Linked DNA regions of Homo sapiens: region 1 is linked to region 2. Evidence: chromatin loops called from intact Hi-C (ENCODE). Cell type or tissue: heart right ventricle. All regions are shown on one strand. Each heading gives the region's core, and the rest is flanking DNA. Links, peaks and the distances in the headings are about the cores only. Region 1 overlaps PXK (PX domain containing serine/threonine kinase like). Region 2 overlaps RPP14 (ribonuclease P/MRP subunit p14).

Region 1 (8,336 bases), core at 1-8,000, 100 kb before region 2:
GCAGCCTCCACCTCCCAGGTTCAAGTGATTCTCCTGCCTCAGCCTCAGTAGGAAATTAGCCACCACATCCGGCTAATTTTGGTGTTTTTAGTAGAGGTGGGGTTTCACCATGTTGGCCAGGCTGGTCTTGAACACCTGACCTCAGGTGATCCACCTGCCTTGGCCCTCCCAAACTGCTGGGATTACAGGCATGAGCCACCACACCTGGCCATGACTATTGTATTTTTATATTGAAAGAATTGGCTGGGCTGGGCGTGGTGGCTCATGCCTGTAATCCCAGTACTTTGGGAGGCCAAGGCGGGCAGAACATGATGTCAGGAGATCAAGACCATCCTGGCTAACATGGTGAAACCCTGTCTACTAAAGCCGGGCATGGTGGCATGCGCCTGTAGACCCAGCTGCTCGGGAGGCTGAGGCAGGATAATTGCTTGAACCCAGGAGGCGGAGGTTGCAGTGAGCAGAGATGGCGCCACTGTACTCCAGCCTGGACAACAGAGCAAGACTCCGTCTCAAAAAAAAGAATTGGCTGGGTGTGGTGGCTCAGACATGTAATCCTAGCACTTTGGGAGGCCGAGGTGGGTGGATCCCTTGAGTGTAGGAGTTCAGGACCAGCCTGGGGAACATGGCAAAACCCCATCTCTACAAAGAAAAGATAGATAGAAAAAAAAAAAGTCAATGTGGGTAGAAAACTTGAAATTCTATTTATTAAGAAATTAGTGCTGCCAGGCCACAGTAGCTCATGCCTATAATCCCAGCACTTTGGGAGGCTGAGGCAGGGATTGCTTGAGCCCAGGAGTTTGAGACCAGCCTGGGGCAACGTTGCAAAAACCCTGCCTACAAAAACAAAACAAAAAAAACAAAACAAAAAACCCAGGTATCTGGTGGTGTGCCTATAGGAGGATTGCTTGAGCCCTGGGAGGTCAAGGCTGCAGTGAGCTGTGATTGGGTCACTGCACTCCAGCCTGAGTGAAAGAGCGAAACCCTGTCTTAAAAATAACAACAAAAGAAATTAGTTCCATGTGGAAAATAAGCTGATACTGTACAAGACCATTACCTGTTTGTATTCATATATCTGAACTATCCAGAATAGTCAGCAAAACTGACTTCAGAAGGACTCAGGCCTCACAAGCCTCCATCAGGTAATCACCTAGGTTGCATCACACTTGAAACAGGAACTTCTCCACAGACTCTCCAAATGCCTAATTCTAATAGCATTCTCTTTAAAATTATGGCAAAGTTTATATCAGTTGTTTTTCCCATTTCCAAAGATCAGATATTCTGTCAAATACTGCCCTCCAGAAGCTGAGATGGAAAAGATGGGTTTAAATTAGTTAGAGAAGCATATAGGTGGTACCTAATTTAAGTAGCAAGGCAGGATTTTTAGTTCTTAGAGGAAAAGTGAGACACAAAAGAATAAGAGACAGGATAGGTAGGAAGGAAACCTTAGACTGTGTGAATCTATTCTTTGCTAACAACAGACGCTACAAAAAGTTCTCATTTGAAATATCTTGTCAAGCTACAGACAACACGTTTTCTTGACATGATTTTAATAAAAAATACAGCTGACATAACAGATTACATGAAACTATACACAATGACATTCTCTGCATAGTAACCAACACTGATGTGTGTACTTGAATTTTTAAATGGATTATTTATAATCCTTTAAAGTGCAATTTATTGAAAGGTTTAAGCAAATCAGGATAAAGGATCTTTCTAATAAATGACTAACATTAAAGAGATGCTATATTGATATATTTAGATAAATCTTTCAAAAATCATAATTGATTTCTATAGATGCCAAATTTACTTCTGTTGTAACAATGACCTGCCCCCCTCAAACCCCAAACTTAATTGCTGAGGATTAAGAAGATCCTCTAATTGGCAAGAGCTTTTTCTGATGTTAATATTTTTGTCTGTTTCAATACATCTAACTAAAAAGAACTATGGGTCTAGAGTAGTTGCTTTAGCAGCCCTGAGTTCTATAACCACAATGGTATTCCTGTTAGAACTTAAGAGAATGTTGTGAACGTTCCCCATTCTATTTGAGGAGAAAACAAAGAACTCAGTTGCTTTCTGATTTAGCAAAGTAACTATGCTTTGGGCTATAGTGTTAATGTCTAAGATAAAGGTAGCAAAAATTGGAGTTATCTAAGAATCAGAAAATGCTTTAGAGAAATGAACTGTAAGAGGAATGTTTCTAGGAGCTGTCTGATGGGGTAGAAGGGATTGCAACACAAAGGCCATTTACTGCTGTGATTGAATATTGTCATTGTTTTTCTGTCTATTTCCTTTAGTTGGTGAAAATATTTCAATATGCTGCTGTCCCAAAAGCCTGGCCATTAGAGGATAAACAAGACTCCTTTACAGGGTTAATAAAGGAGCAAGATCTTAAGGGAGCAATGCCAGCCTAACTTTATTCTGCTTAAAGAATTATTTCTCTCGAAAAGCTGCTTACATGAGCATCTGCAAAATAGTACTGTTTGTGGCTGTACTGGCTCAGCAATTACTTTCCCAGGAAGAGGGTAGTTTGGGGGGTAGGGGTGAGTAGGAATAAAAAAGAACTTTTCCCTCCAAGTGTAAACAGGAAGCTTCAGCCGATCTTCGGAGCACTGTGATCACAGGTTTTGGCTTTCCTCAAAGTTCCTTTTTGGAAATTCTGGATGGAGCTGAGCAAGGCCCCTCGGCTCATGCCATTCACAGCCTGAGACGAGAGCTGGGCAGGTGCCTCGGTGCTCGCAGGAGGCAAGGGAGCTGCTGGTGGTGGTGGAGGTGGAGGAGGTGGAGGTAATGCAGATATCCCTGTGGAGGAAAAGGGGGACAATCAGTATTCACCTCCACAGCTGCCCTGCACACACGCTGCTGCTCAGTCCTGAGCACAACGGACTGGTGAGAGTCCACATGTTTTTCTCAGAGGGACCAACATACCTAGTACTGTATGAGTTCTTAAAATACTAAAGAAAGCTAGAAGCATCAAAGGGGAATTAAAAGTTGCCATGTTTCTCAAACAATAGTCATGTTAAAGGCTGTTGGAACAAATAATTACAGATTACATGAAACCACATATGGTGACATTCTCTGCATAGATGAGGCTCTGACCCCATTTGCAAAGTAATAGTCCCCAAAGAAGAGTTCCATCTATCAGTTACTTTAGCCAGGTCCCAGGAAGCTCTGTCTGCTTCTGAGCTAGCAATTAAAGATAGACATCTGCATGATGGAGTTGGGCTTCCTGAATGTCAGTTATTCATAAGGGGTGAACAGTTCTTTCGCTGCTCCAACATACACAATGTTTGAAGGATGTGATCTTATGTAAAATGACAGACCACTCAGGATTCTCAGCAAGGAATCAGTGCCTCCTGGGTTATGCATTTCCCAGAGGAGTCTGTCTCGAATAATAATTTCCTATTAGGTTGCATTAAAGAAATATAAAATGCTAATAACTGTTAGCAATGCAAAGCAGGGGGCAGAGGGGTCTCTCTGCCATGGTATTCTTACAGAGAAATCCTTCTCAAGTACTGTTCTCTCCATTGTGGCCCAACCAAGGAACAGGACATAACTGCACTAAATGTCTTTGACGAAGCATCAGGAGAAACTAGAATGTCGTGCTGTACCGCAGTGGGCAAGGAGAGGGAAACTGGGCAGGTGTCTAAAACTTCCCTCAGCTTCCAGGCACATGGACATTTGCAACTCGAATTTTATATTTTAGAATCAATGAATGGTTCTCTCAGGACAGAATAAACACCCGAGTTCAGAAAAAGCCTTGCCTTAAAGAATGTTCCTGTGCCACAGTTAGTTGCCTCGTCTCCTGTGACCTTGCAGCTCTCTGAGACTCTGTCAGATGCTGTCTCTGTCCCTCCCAGGGCTACTCCAGGGAGACATTCTGCCAGGTGGTTTCCCCTACACTGCTACTGAGTTGTGATAAGTAACAGGTAAAGCTACCCTACTTAAGTTTGTATGGACGACTGGCTCAGAATCACCAACACAATACTCAGGTAAGTACATCCTTTTCACCAAGTGTGACAGGTATGGGTTAAAGTCTTACAATAGAAAATCACTTACCTTTCTTTACATCTTTTACTCAAACCTAAGGCAGCTGAAATTAAAGAATCACACAAATACACACGCTCATGCTCTGCAATCTTGGAATGCTCAAAGATAGCAATACAAATAAAGACTAAATACAGACAAATGACCAACATGTTCATTGGTTCTACACAATAACAACTGATGAATGAAATTGTTATGTTTTATGCTAAGGTGGATTGTGGGAAAATGTTCCTGGCTTTATGTCACCAGGTTACAGAGATAAAAAGGACTTTAAACCTGAAGTAACTGTTGAAGTGGGAAAACGGAGAATAAGCATGTGTGATGAGCATTCCTCTGAAGAGGACTTCTGGAGAGCAACCAGTGAAATACCAGGAGGAGGGGAGACCTCTGCTGAAGGTTTTTGGAACTGAGTCTCTTGACTGCAACACCAAGTGGGCCCGAAGGAGTGAGCTCTGCCCACTTGGGGGTAAGTAGGTGCCAGTGCCCTTCCCCAGCACCCTCCCACCCAATAGCCAGAAAAGGGCAGTGGAATCTGGACTTGATATTCAGGGCCACGTAGTGTAACAGAAGGAGCTCCAGGGTTTCTGCCTCCCAGGTTTGTGCTTTGACCCCCGGCAGAAGAATCACTGTGCAGTTAAGGACAGGCTCTCGGCTGCGGCGGTACTTGGGAGTTCTACTAAAGGCTCAGCACTGGCCATCTAGAGACTGACTAGCCCTCCAGGCAAGGATTTTGGGGGGCTGGAGACGGGCCTCAGGGCTGGGCTGAGGGGTAGGGGCTGCCATCTTGGCACAGAACAAAACTGCTTGGCCTCACAGAGAACCAACCCTTGGTTTTGGCGTCATTACCAGGCCCTCAAAATTAGAAGTGCAAATGCACCACCGCAGAGTTTGGGAGTTGAGGGTGGGGTTCAGTACATGGATTTTCCACTGTCCAAGTAAATGGACATGGATTTTCCACTGTCACTTTAAATGAGTCTCTTTGAAAATGTAGGTGGTGTCAATAAATACACTGTCCAAAGGGCTCCAGGGCTCCAGTAAAGCAGATGGAACGAAAGGACAGGCAGCAGGATCTCCCTGATGTGGCCTCAGCAGGCTGGAGCAGTCCGGTGGGGCTTGATGTCCCAGCAAGTCCACTTTTCCTCACTGGGCCTACAACAACCATGGTGGCTCTTATGTACAACCAGGGCAAGGAAGGCCAGACCCAGCTTGCCAGTTTGGAACACTCTGGAGGGGAGAGGAGGTCTAGGGGTCAGAAGGTGGAAACTGGAGGAGGCAGGAACACAGACCTGGGACTCGGTCTCACTCAGTCTGCCCCATTGATTGTTTTTGGCTTTTCCTTTTGGCCCTTTCCATGGTCCACAAGCTTCCTGAAAGGTCCGTTGGGGCTTCAGCTACAACACATGGCTAACAATGGAGGAAGAGGGGGCAGGGGCAACAAGGGCCAAATGAAAGTTACCATTTGGCCTGTGACAAACCTGGGAACAACTGCCTGCTGCCTGCGCGCTCTCCACCCCTCAGATGTGAATGAGGCCTTCCTGCCAAGAGACCTCCAATACCCTTATCTCCAGGCCACATATGAGAGCAGACCGATTCCATGTTAGACTTATGATACCTGAATTTGCACCCAGGAAGGGGGATGCTGCAAACAGCTTACCTTCAGTTACGACCAGGTCAGTCCCGATTTCTCCCATCTCACTTTCTCTTAGACAAAATCCCTGAGAGCCAACTACTTACTCTACCCACCCCAAAATCTTCTCCACCAAACCACACGGGAACCTGGCAGTCCAGCAGAGGCCCTGTCAGAGGGCAGAGAATGCTGCAGGGAGAGCGTAGGTCAGATCTAGGGAGGAATGCCAGGCCAGAAACCCCCTTGACAGCCTTGTGGACAGGATGTCTGAGGGTCCCTCCCTCCAGTTCCTTTTTTTCTGAGATGGAGTCTCGCTCTGTTGCCCAGGCTGGAGTGCAGTGGCGCGATCTCGGCTCACTGCAAGCTCCGCCTCCCGGGTTCAAGTGATTCTCTGCCTCAGCCTCCCGAGTAGCTGGGATTACAGGCGCGTGGTACCATGCCCACCTAATTTTTGTATTTTTAGTACAGATGGGGTTTCACCATGTTGGCCAGGTTGGTCTTGAACTCCTGATCCTTGTGATCCGCCCGCCTCAGCCTCCCAAAGTGCTGAGATTATAGATGTGAGCCACTGCGCCTGGCTCCCTTCCCCACCGACTCTTAGGCCCATGTTAGCAGCCAGCAGTGGGTAATCTACAGTCTCTCTAATTCTGAGCTCCTTTGTGGTCACATACAGGAAGGGAGGCCAAGTGGCCATGAGACCACACTAGGGTAACACCAGACTTACCAGCCACCCTCAGGAGAGAACCGAAGCAGGCAAGCCCCCAGCTCTCGGGAGAACCACCTTCTCCTTTGGCTTCAGGCAGGTGAGGAGGCTGTACTCCTGTCACAGCTCGAGAATTATAAAGGATGCTTACAAAAGAACTGTTTTTCCCTACCGTCAGTTATAAAAGCCAGTAAGTTGTCTCCCTGTAACTAAGAGCTCAAGTGCCTAACACTCTTTCCTCTTCATCAGAGTAACTAGGAATCAACATTTTTGCAGCAACGGGACTTTGAGAGTTATGGTTTCCAAAATTAAAATATACCAAAATGCCATGCAGTTGATTTGCAGGTTTTAGAGCTGTATTTTAAAACTGAAATCAGAGTGAAAATGAAGATTTTGAAGGTCATGATGAAAATGAAATGAATATAGATGAAGTCACTGGGTGCTTTTTAAAGATGCTGTATTTCATTTAAATATTCAGATAAGGAAATAGTCTCAAATCTGCTTTCCCACTTGTTCATCACTTCAGCAATCGAGACACTTTGGGTCCTATTTCACACACAGAAACAGAGCATCTTTAAAGTCTGAGAAATCAGCATAGTTTACTTTACCGAAAATTCACGTTCAAAATGGTGCATGCTCTACTGAAAACAGCAAAGAGAGAGAGAGAAAGGGGGGACACAAGTCATTATTCAGATTTTAGTGTCATTTAATCAAATAGTAACAGACAGTAAAATATTAGTCTGAATCACAAGCTGATTATTCTCACTTCGAAACTAGGATATACTCAAATTAACCACAGCACTGGTTTGTAAACACGATTGTGAGCCTTTTAAAACATGGCAAACGTATTTATAGAATAACCAATGAGTCGCTTTTTGAGCCACCTAATGAGTCACTTTCTTCATGTTCTTTGTCCTCTGAGCCAGTTAGATACTATTTTTATTTATTTACAAGCATGACGCTCACTTCAGAAAAGCCATGAAGGTTTTACCTCTGAAGAGCAGAATGGATATGAGGAGTGTGCTTAGTTCTATTATTAAACAAGGACAGTTGATCAAGATGGGAGAAAAATGAAAACCCATAACTTTTTTCCAAGCAAGTCTTCTAGAGTCTACAATAGATTTGTCTCTTTAAAGTTGGGAGGAGTGTGAGCAGGCCTAAGGCCAGAGATCCTGGGCAAGCATCCTCAAGGCGGAAGCACTGGGCCCCTCCCTGAGGCCCTGTGAGCCCCTCCCTAGAGGCTGAATTGGGCAGTGAAACTTACTTAAGGCCATAAAGCCGTTTTAAAAAGGAAAGCAAGGCAAATGTTTTTCTTGTCTTCTTTTAAACTGACTAGATCCCCAGCTAAATGTGAAGGATCATGCTTTGGTAAATCTCAGAGTTCCTAATGAACCAACTCTGCCCCACAGCCTTTTCCTGGAAAGGGGCTGGGAAACGGAAAAGAGGCCCTCCAGCCTTCTCAGTACCATTGTTCCCCAAGGCTAGCCAGAGAAACTTGAATCCCTCCTTCTCCAAGGTGGGTCACAGAAACAGAACCCCTTTTCCCCAAAGCAAGCCATCATACCTAAAAATATTACTCTCCCTCCACCTTTCTGTGTAAAAACTGTCCATAAAGAAATAACTTGGCTGGGTGTGGTGGCTCACGCCTGTAATCCCAGCACTTTGGGAGGCCAAGGCGGGCGGATCACCTGAGGCCAGAAGTTCGAGACCAGCCTGGCCAACATGGCGAAACCCTGTGTCTACTAAAACTACAAAAAAGTAGCTGGGCATGGTGGTGGGCGCCTGTAATCCCAGCTACCTGGGAGGCTGAGGCAGGAGAATTACTTGAACCCAGGAGGCAGAGGCTGCAGTGAGCCAAGATCGAGCCATTGCACTCCAGCCAGGGCAACAAGAGTGAAACTCCATCTCAAAAAAGAAAAGAAATCACCTGACCTACCTTGTCTGACTATAGGTTGTAAG
Region 2 (8,334 bases), core at 335-8,334:
ACATAGTGAGATTCCCATCTCTACAAAAAGTCATAAAATTAGCCGGGCATGGTGGCACATGCCTGTGATCCCAGCTACTCAGGAAGCTGAGGTAGGAGGATCACATGAGCACAGGAAGGTCGAGGCTGCAATAAGCTGTGATCCCATCACTCCACTCCAGCCTGGATGACAGAGCCAGATCCTGTCTCAAAAAAAAAAAGAATAGAAAAGAAATGGCTTAGGCTGAACATGGGGAAACACCCCAAGGCCGGAGCTGATCTAATTTAAATCGGGTTTTTTTCTATAGTCTCAGGCTGCCTAAGGCTAATGAGGAAAGAGGGAACCTCAGTTTTTGCCACACATACAACTACTCAGGGCTCGCAAAAAAAAAAAATGTATATAAAAAAAAAATATATATATATACATATATATACACACACACACATATTTCCCACTGTTGCCAAATGTTTAAATGGCCCACAGGTTGTTTGTCTAACAACTTGATGTTTGCCCAGATTGACTGAAGATAATGAGTTTTAGCAAGGATGCTCCTTAGGCCTGGCAACTACTCTACAAAATCAAATCATAGAAGCTTGTGAAAAACTCAGTGTTTCCTAAGTAGCATGGCCTCCCAACTCAAAATGCTTTTATTTCTTTAAATATTCATGATCTGGATCTAAAACAACAAAACTCAACTCACAGTCATTCTTATTTCCTTTACGTGTTGATATTTTCCACCACATCACAGGGGACTTTTGCCCAGGGTTTATAAGAAGGTCATTTGAATTGCTTTACAGCTAAGAACCACCTTAGGAATTAACTGTGGGGCCTCCTATTAATCTTGTTGTATTTATGCAGTGTTAACATTGGTTCTGGGTTCCTTATGATTTTTGAATTTAAATGGTTTCTTCTAGTTGGTGATTCTGCTCTAACCCACAGTTTCTCTGAAGATGCTGAGAATTAATTTATCTGCTGTGTTTGTAACCCAAAATAAAAGCAAAGATAAGAACAAAGGAGGTGAAACATCTGGGACACTGGAGATACCTGTGGACCAAGACTAATTCAGCAGCACTCCCATTCTGCTCAGAGCTAGATAATAAGCTATGCTGACACATGAGGCATTCACAGTGGCACAGTTGCTCAGAGTGACAGTCATCCCTTGGTAGAAAATGTTTTAATATGAAAACTTAGTAGATGTAATGGCAATTTTCTTTGGGAATAAATTGGTCTCTGAATCATACTCTAAAAACATAAAGGAAAAATGACTAATAATTCAGCACAAAATGAAAACCTGTGGTTACCTAAGAGGTATCAGTGTGCATTTAGCAATTTCTTCTTTTTCTAGGTGAATAAGCATGTCAGGTCCACAAGACAAATGGTGGCTGTTGCCAGGCTTTCTTCCCATTGCTACTCAAGATTTGCTCCTCAGAAAAAGGAATGAGTGGCATTTCACCAATATGGAAATGTTTCCAATAGAGTATAAAAATCCATTAAGCAATTTTCCAGTACATTAGGCTAAAAGTGCTTAAAACGAGTATCTCTTTCTGTGACAATTAAACATCACACAATTTGCAGTCGTATAATACCCCTATGTACAAAGTGCTCGGTCAACTTGGCCTATTTTAGTCATTACTTTTGTACTTATTTCCATGTGTGACCTGGTACAGTCAAGGCCACTTCTCAATTATCTGGGAGAGAATTTCCTAATTTGAGGGTCACTCAGGCTTTCATTAAGAGTCATTCTTTTGAGCAGTTTGTATAGACTCAATGAAAAAGCCAAGCAACCAGTTTTCCTTATAGCCAGCTTTAACAAAGCACGTGTGGTTTGAGAATCTTGACTCTGGATAAAAATGACAAGTTACTAAAGAGAAGTACTGATAACTTCTTGTCTACTTCTCTGTTTCCAACCTTTATTGATTTATAGATTTCAAAGACCATGACTCAGGGAGCATAAAAATGTGGAACTCTGTATGCAGAGGCTCATTCCAGCATTTTGGGAGGCCAAAGCAGGAGTATCGCTTGAGACCAGGAGTTCGAGACAACCTGGGCGACACAGTGAGACCCACATCTCTATAAAAAATACATACATTTTAAAAAAGTGAACATGAAGGCTGAGCACAGTGGCTCATGCCTGTAATCCCAGCACTTTGGGAAGCCAAGGTGGGAGGATTGCTTGAGCCCAGGAGTTTGAGACTAGCCTGGGCAACAAAGTGAGACCTCATCTCTGCAAAAAATCAAAAAATAAGCCAGATATGGTGGTGTGCACCTCTGTTCTCTGCTATATAGGAGGCTGAGGCAGGATTGTGTAAGCCCAGGAGGTGCTGCAGTCATTGCACCACTGCAACTCCAGCCTGGGAGACAGAGTGAGACTCTGTCTCAGAAAACAAACAAAAAAAAAAACAGTGGAAATGCTCACATTGAGTAGCTACTTTTGAAAGTTACACAGTATAAATCAACTATCATTCAGATCTGACATCCCTTCCGTACCCTATATTTTTCATCTTTAACCCTTTAAGCCATTCTTCGGTGAAGACAAATAATCACTGAATGTCGGCTTAGAAAATGTGTAGGTGATATGCATGGGTGGAAGACTTTCAACTAATAGTATTAGGAAAACGCTACAACTCTAGCGGGGAATAAGATCTAGAACATTCCGAAAGCAAAAAGATTGCTATAGAATGATTCCAATTATTTTAATGCCATGTAAGATGCCATTATAGAAACTGACAGTGCTCCAGTTCCAGCAACACGAATGAGGGAAATAAAAATATTTCACCCCAAAATATATTTGTCATATTTTCAGATGGCTGTTCAGAGAGCCAAAAGAAGCAGCCCTGCAAAGCTGTCTTTTTTGGAGAAAACTTGCATTTGCAGAGAATCTGCTTGATGCAGCCAGGCCTTCCCTTGTCTGGATCTCGGGAAGATTAACTTAGTCTGACACTTTAAAGGTCTGAAACATGCTGGACATGGTGGCTCACATCTGTAATCCCAGCACTTTGGGAGGCCGAGGAGGCCAGATCACCTGAGGTCAGGAGTTCGAAACCAGCCTGGCCAACATGGTGAAACCCCATCTCCACTAAAAATACAAAATTTAGCTGGGCATGGTGGCACATGCCTGTAATCCCAGCTACTTGGGAGGCTGAGGCCAAGAGAATCGCTTGAACCCGGGAGGCGGAGGCCACAGTGAACCAAGATCGTGCCATTGCAATCCAGCCTGGGCAATAAGAGCGAGACTCTGTCTCATACAACAAAAAAGGTCTAAAACATTTACCATCTATTCTTTTGAGGGCTGCCACCTGTGGGGCTTCATTTACATAACAAGACCACCTTTGCTAGCCAGGCTTCCCCTTCTCCAGCTCCCCGAACATGTTATGCCACTGATCCGAGCCCACACTCTTTTTGTAACCTTTAGGTGGTATTTAAGCTTCTAAACCCTATTGGGTGGGGGTTTGGGGGGTAATCACTCTGTAGCTCTCCCCTTCATGCAAGCTAATATATTGGTATGCCTTTTCTCCAATTAATTTGCCTTTTCTCAGTTGATTTTTCAGTGAACCTTCAGAGGGCAAAGGGGAAGTTTCCCCTTGGTTCCTACAGGAACCTAAGACCCACAGAGTGATGGAAAAAGGAAAGGCTTTGGAGCCAGGCAGGCCCAAGTTTGAATCCCAGCTGTACTGCTTATTCGCTGAACAACCTTGGGCAAGTCAGTTATCCTACTTAAAAACAGGATAATGTTAACTTCACACAGTTGTTTCAAGGATTAGCATTAATGTAGAAAATCAACTCATCAGGCATTGAAAAAATGGTGGCTATCAGTATCAATGATCACATCCCAATCCAGTTATGGACCTAACTTTAAGACTGCTGCTAAATCCCAGGGAATGAGTTCTGCAGGAGCAAGCAGTCCTGGCCTCAAGTCCGTATATTTGTGCATGTTCCCCATTTTGTTTTGCCATTTGAACACATTTTCAGCATGTCTAGTGATTCACCTATAAATGTCTTCTTCAAGTGGATCTCAGCCTGCACATGCTGCACATTCTGAAACTCACAAGAACAGTATCCTTGCTCCCCACATTGATTTTGGTCTTGTCTTCCACCTTAGAAAACTAGTATATGGTATAATACAGTATTAAAGTTTTAAAGTACTAACTTTATACACAACACTGCCCTCTAGCGACTAGAATAATTTTTTTTTTTTTTGAGACGGAGTCTCGCTCTGTTGCCCAGGCTAGAGTGCAGGGGCACGATCTCAGCTCAATGCAACCTCCACCTCCCAGTTCAAGCAATCTTCCTGCCTCAGCCTCCGAGTAGCTGGGATTACAGGCACGCACCACCACACCCAGTTAATTTTTTTGTATTCTTAGTAGAGATGGGGTTTCATCATGATGGCCAGGATGGTCTCAATCTCTTGACCTCGACCTCGTGATCCGCCTGCCTTGGCCTCCCAAAGTGCTGAGAATTACAGGCATGAGCCACCACGCCTGGCCTAGAATAATTCTTTCTAGTTGTCTGTTCAGCTGCTCTCTGGGTAAAAATTAAAAATTCTGTCATAGATTGTCTTGAATGTGTTGGCTGACATTAGAGAAATGGAAATCATAACTACAATGAGATACCACCTCATGCCCAATAGTAATTTGAACAACAATTTGACAATTCTTTATAATATTAAAGTTACATGATCCAGCAATTCCACTCCTAGAATTTAAAACCTGTCGGCCAGGCGCAATGGCTAACGCCTGTAATCCCAGCACTTTGGGAGGCCGAGGCAGGCAGATCACGAGGTCAGGAGATCGAGACCATCCCGGTTAACACGGTGAAACCCCGTCTCTATTAAAAATACAAAAAATTAGCCGGGCGTGGTTGCAGGCGCCTGTAGTCCCAGCTACTTGGGAGGCTGAGGCAGGAGAATGGCCTGAACCCAGGAGGAGGAGCTTGCAGTGAGCTGGGATCGCACCACTGCACTCCAGCCTGGGCGACAGAGCAAGACTCCATCTCAAAAAAGAAAAAAAGAAAATATATATATATATATATATTTAAAACCTGTGCACATAAAAACCTCTTCTATAATGTTCATAACATTATTTTTAACAGCCCAAAAGCGAAAATAATCCAAATATCAACTGATGTATGGGTAAATACAATGGAATATTATTCAGCCATAAAATAAAATGATGTACTGATACATGCTGTAACATGGATGAACCCTGAAAACATGCTATATCAAAGAAGCCAGTTCCAAAGGATCATACATTGTATGAACTTTTATGAAATGTCCAGAACAGGGAAACCCATAGAGACAGAAAGTAGACTGGTGATTCCCAAAGACTGGAGGAGAGAAATGGATTGACTGCTAATGGGAGGTTCTTTTGGGGGTGATGAAAAATGCTATAAAAAATTGATTTGGTGATGGTTGTACAACTTTGTGGATATTCTGAAAACCACTAAACTGTACACTTTTAAAAGGTGAATTTTATGGTATGTGAATTATATCTCAATTTTATTAAAAAACGGGAAACAAAAAAAAATGGGAAACAAAAGTGTTGGCTGTGTTGGGATGGCCATTTAGTAGTAACATGTTAGGCACATCTCCCCTTCAATATAACCTCCCTGACCCCAGCCCCCAAAGTCTTAAGAATTTGGCCTCCATAATCTTCTTAATATTTATTTCTTACAATTTTTTTTTTTTTACTATAAGCATGTATTACTCATAATAATGGGAGGTAGATCCAAATTTTCAAGGAATAATCTGAACTTTTATAACAGAAACTGTACTTAAGAACACTAATAGAGGTTGGCTGACACCCTGAAAAACTGGTCTGTTACGTTTAACTGTGGGCCAGTCAGCTTCAAACTCAGGAAAACCTCTCACCTCAGTTGCAGGGGAAATGGGCAACAATAATAGTAGCTACTGCTGACAGGCTGGGCCCTGTGCTTAACTCCATCTATCATCTCCACCAACTATCCCACATGGCATGTGCTACCACTATTTTACAGATCAGACCGTTTACATAACTGAGACCGAGGATGCACATACGCCCCTCCCCTGAAACGCAAGTCTCACTGAAGGTAGACTAAGATGCCACCTTGGTGTAAATAACAAATTACAATAAACTCTGACTCAGATACTGAAGAACAGTCTAAAAATATTCATTGATAAAAGGTAGGTGTTCAAAGATGACCCAACTTCTATTTTCGCCTTCAATAATTGTTACACAGTTAAAATACAGTGACAAGCTGCTTCCACATGGCTATAGGTAGGGATTTGTTATCCAAATGCAAATCTATCTAGGTCTGAATTTCTAAAAGTAGAATCTTTTTTTTTTTTTTGAGGTGGAGTTTTGCTCTGTCACCCAGGCTGAAGTGCAGTGGTGTGATTTCAGCTCACTGCAACCTCCCAGGTTCAAGAGATTCTCCTGCCTCAGCCTCCCAAGTAGCTGGGATTACAGGTGCCCGCCACCATGCCCGGTTAGTTTTTGTATTTTTAGTAGAGATGGGGTTTCACATGTTGGCCAGGCTGGTCTTGAACTCCTGACCTCAAGTGATTCGCCTGCCTCAGCCTCCCAAAATGCTGGGATTACAGGCGTGAGCTGCCACGCCTGATTTAAAAGTAGAGTCTTTAAATAACCTTCCCAATACTTCTTTCTTGAGACAGGGTCTCGCTCTGTCACTCAGGCTACAGTGCAGTGGTGCAATCTCAGTTTCTCACCATAACCTCCAGCTCTCAGGCCCAAGCAATTCTCCCACCTCAGCCTCCCAAGCAACTGGGACTACAGGGCCAAGTCACCAAGCACAGCTAGTTGCACTTTTTTTTTTTTTTTTTTTTTGGTAGAGATGGGGTTTCACCATGTTGGCCAGGCTGGTCTTGGACTCCTGACCTCAAGTGATCCGCCTGCCGCAGCCTCCCAAAGTGCCAGGATTACAGGCATGAGCCACCGGGCCCAGCCTACTTCTTGAATTAAAAAACAAAAAACAAACAAAAAACCCAGGCAGATAATGAAATCCTGCATACACTCAAGTCTGCATGAAGCATAAGGCCAAACTGGAAAGTGGGCATTTGAACAACCCTCTTCCTGCTCCCTTCCCCTAACTAAGATGGGCTTCTGGGCCTATCAACCATTCTTTGGTAAAGAGCAGCAATTCCCCATAGGCTCTTTAACAACAGCATTGGTGTTTGAGGTTGCATCTTTAAAACATCTATTTCAGGATTTGGAAGCTTCTGGAACCATAACTTTAACCCAGCCTTCCATAACAGTCTTTTTACTTTCTATTACAGAACATGACACTGCAATAATAGCAATGAACCGCTTCAGCTTTTTCACTTCTGCAGAAGCTAAAACAACTTCTCCAATATATAAAGGGGCTGGAAAGCTAATTTCCTGGGAAAGAAATACACAGCCTGGCCCTGGCATTTTAGTTCCTAGGAGAGCTGAGATAAGTCCGTTGATCAAAACTCCATGTACAATTGTATTTCCAAACTTGGTGTGTTTTGCAAAGTCTTCATTCAAATGCAAAGGATTGACATCCCCTGTTAATTCTGAGAAGGTAGCCACATCAGTCTGTGTGAAGGCCCTCCTAAGTTCAGCGCGGTCTCCAACTTTGATGTGCATATGCTGAAAGTGCTGCAGGGTCAGCACTGGCAGGTTCAGACAGACTGTCCTCCGAAGCCCACCCCACCAAAGGTGATGGCTGGAAATTAGTGGGAACATCTTCAGCACCCTCAAATTTCATCAAGAGCTTTTAGCCTGCTTCAGTCTTCAAACATGCAGGCACCAAAAAATAAATATGAGAGTGGATGAACGTTTCCAAAATGGAAGACTATTCATTCAATCCAATACTAGTTCCCTACTATTACCAGATAATGCAAGAAGAAATGGAGAAACCTAGAAGAGAAAGAAAAAGGTTAAGGCATTGGGAGAAACCACACTGAAGCACAGGGCAATGGGGAAACATGCCCAGTTTTACAGGATAAACAAAGCTGATGCAGGAGCATTTTACAGAGCATCCTGAGAGGAAGCCTTCGATAACAAGTGGTCACATCTCAAAAAGAGCGTACCAATATATAACACACAAGGCATTAAGTGTTAAATAAAAAAAGTAAGCCTTAACCACAGGGTTGCAAGTTTTATCCCAAAACATCTCCCATAGATTTTAAAATCTAAGTGCTCTGTCTCACATTTTTGGAAACAATCAAGTCCTTTATTTTCCCCTACTTAGATCATTTTAACCATATTACATTTATGCAAGCACAAAAATGAGTTGTGTATATTAAGAAGCAGTTGACCCATCACTCAGTCTTGTTTGGAATATGTGAGGGAATAGTCTTTACCTGAATCACCCGGAAAGCACATTTTTTGCCTT

What was found. Peaks named below come from ENCODE experiments on the same cell type or tissue, not always from the same donor. Only the 100,000 strongest peaks of a DNase experiment are listed, where the experiment ranks them.
Region 1: a loop joins it to region 2, with 4 times the contacts of the local background. A loop is called at or near these places in 106 of 110 quality-filtered maps.

What each region holds. Positions count from the first base shown.
Region 1 is chr3:58,419,218-58,427,553 of GRCh38, reverse strand. PXK (PX domain containing serine/threonine kinase like) reads right to left here. Exons shown (of 18, transcript NM_017771.5): 18 at 1,427-2,802. The coding sequence ends at 2,594. Among named protein-coding and RNA genes, the nearest start is that of PDHB, 10 kb to the left of the region's middle. In heart right ventricle, for the core only: CTCF peaks have their summits at 4,419 and 7,599; a DNase peak (open chromatin) is centred at 7,592; H3K27ac peaks cover 5,755 bases.
Region 2 is chr3:58,316,962-58,325,295 of GRCh38, reverse strand. It overlaps RPP14 (ribonuclease P/MRP subunit p14), which reads right to left. Exons shown (of 6, transcript NM_007042.6): 5 at 8,303-8,334; 6 at 5,103-7,856. The coding sequence ends at 7,800. It overlaps HTD2 (hydroxyacyl-thioester dehydratase type 2), which reads right to left. Exons shown (of 5, transcript NM_001348712.2): 4 at 8,303-8,334; 5 at 5,103-7,856. The coding sequence starts at 7,682. The coding sequence ends at 7,176. Among named protein-coding and RNA genes, the nearest start is that of PXK, 12 kb to the left of the region's middle. RefSeq lists an enhancer at 2,552-3,313. In heart right ventricle, for the core only: a CTCF peak has its summit at 4,137 (motif pointing left); no DNase peak of the experiment used is centred there.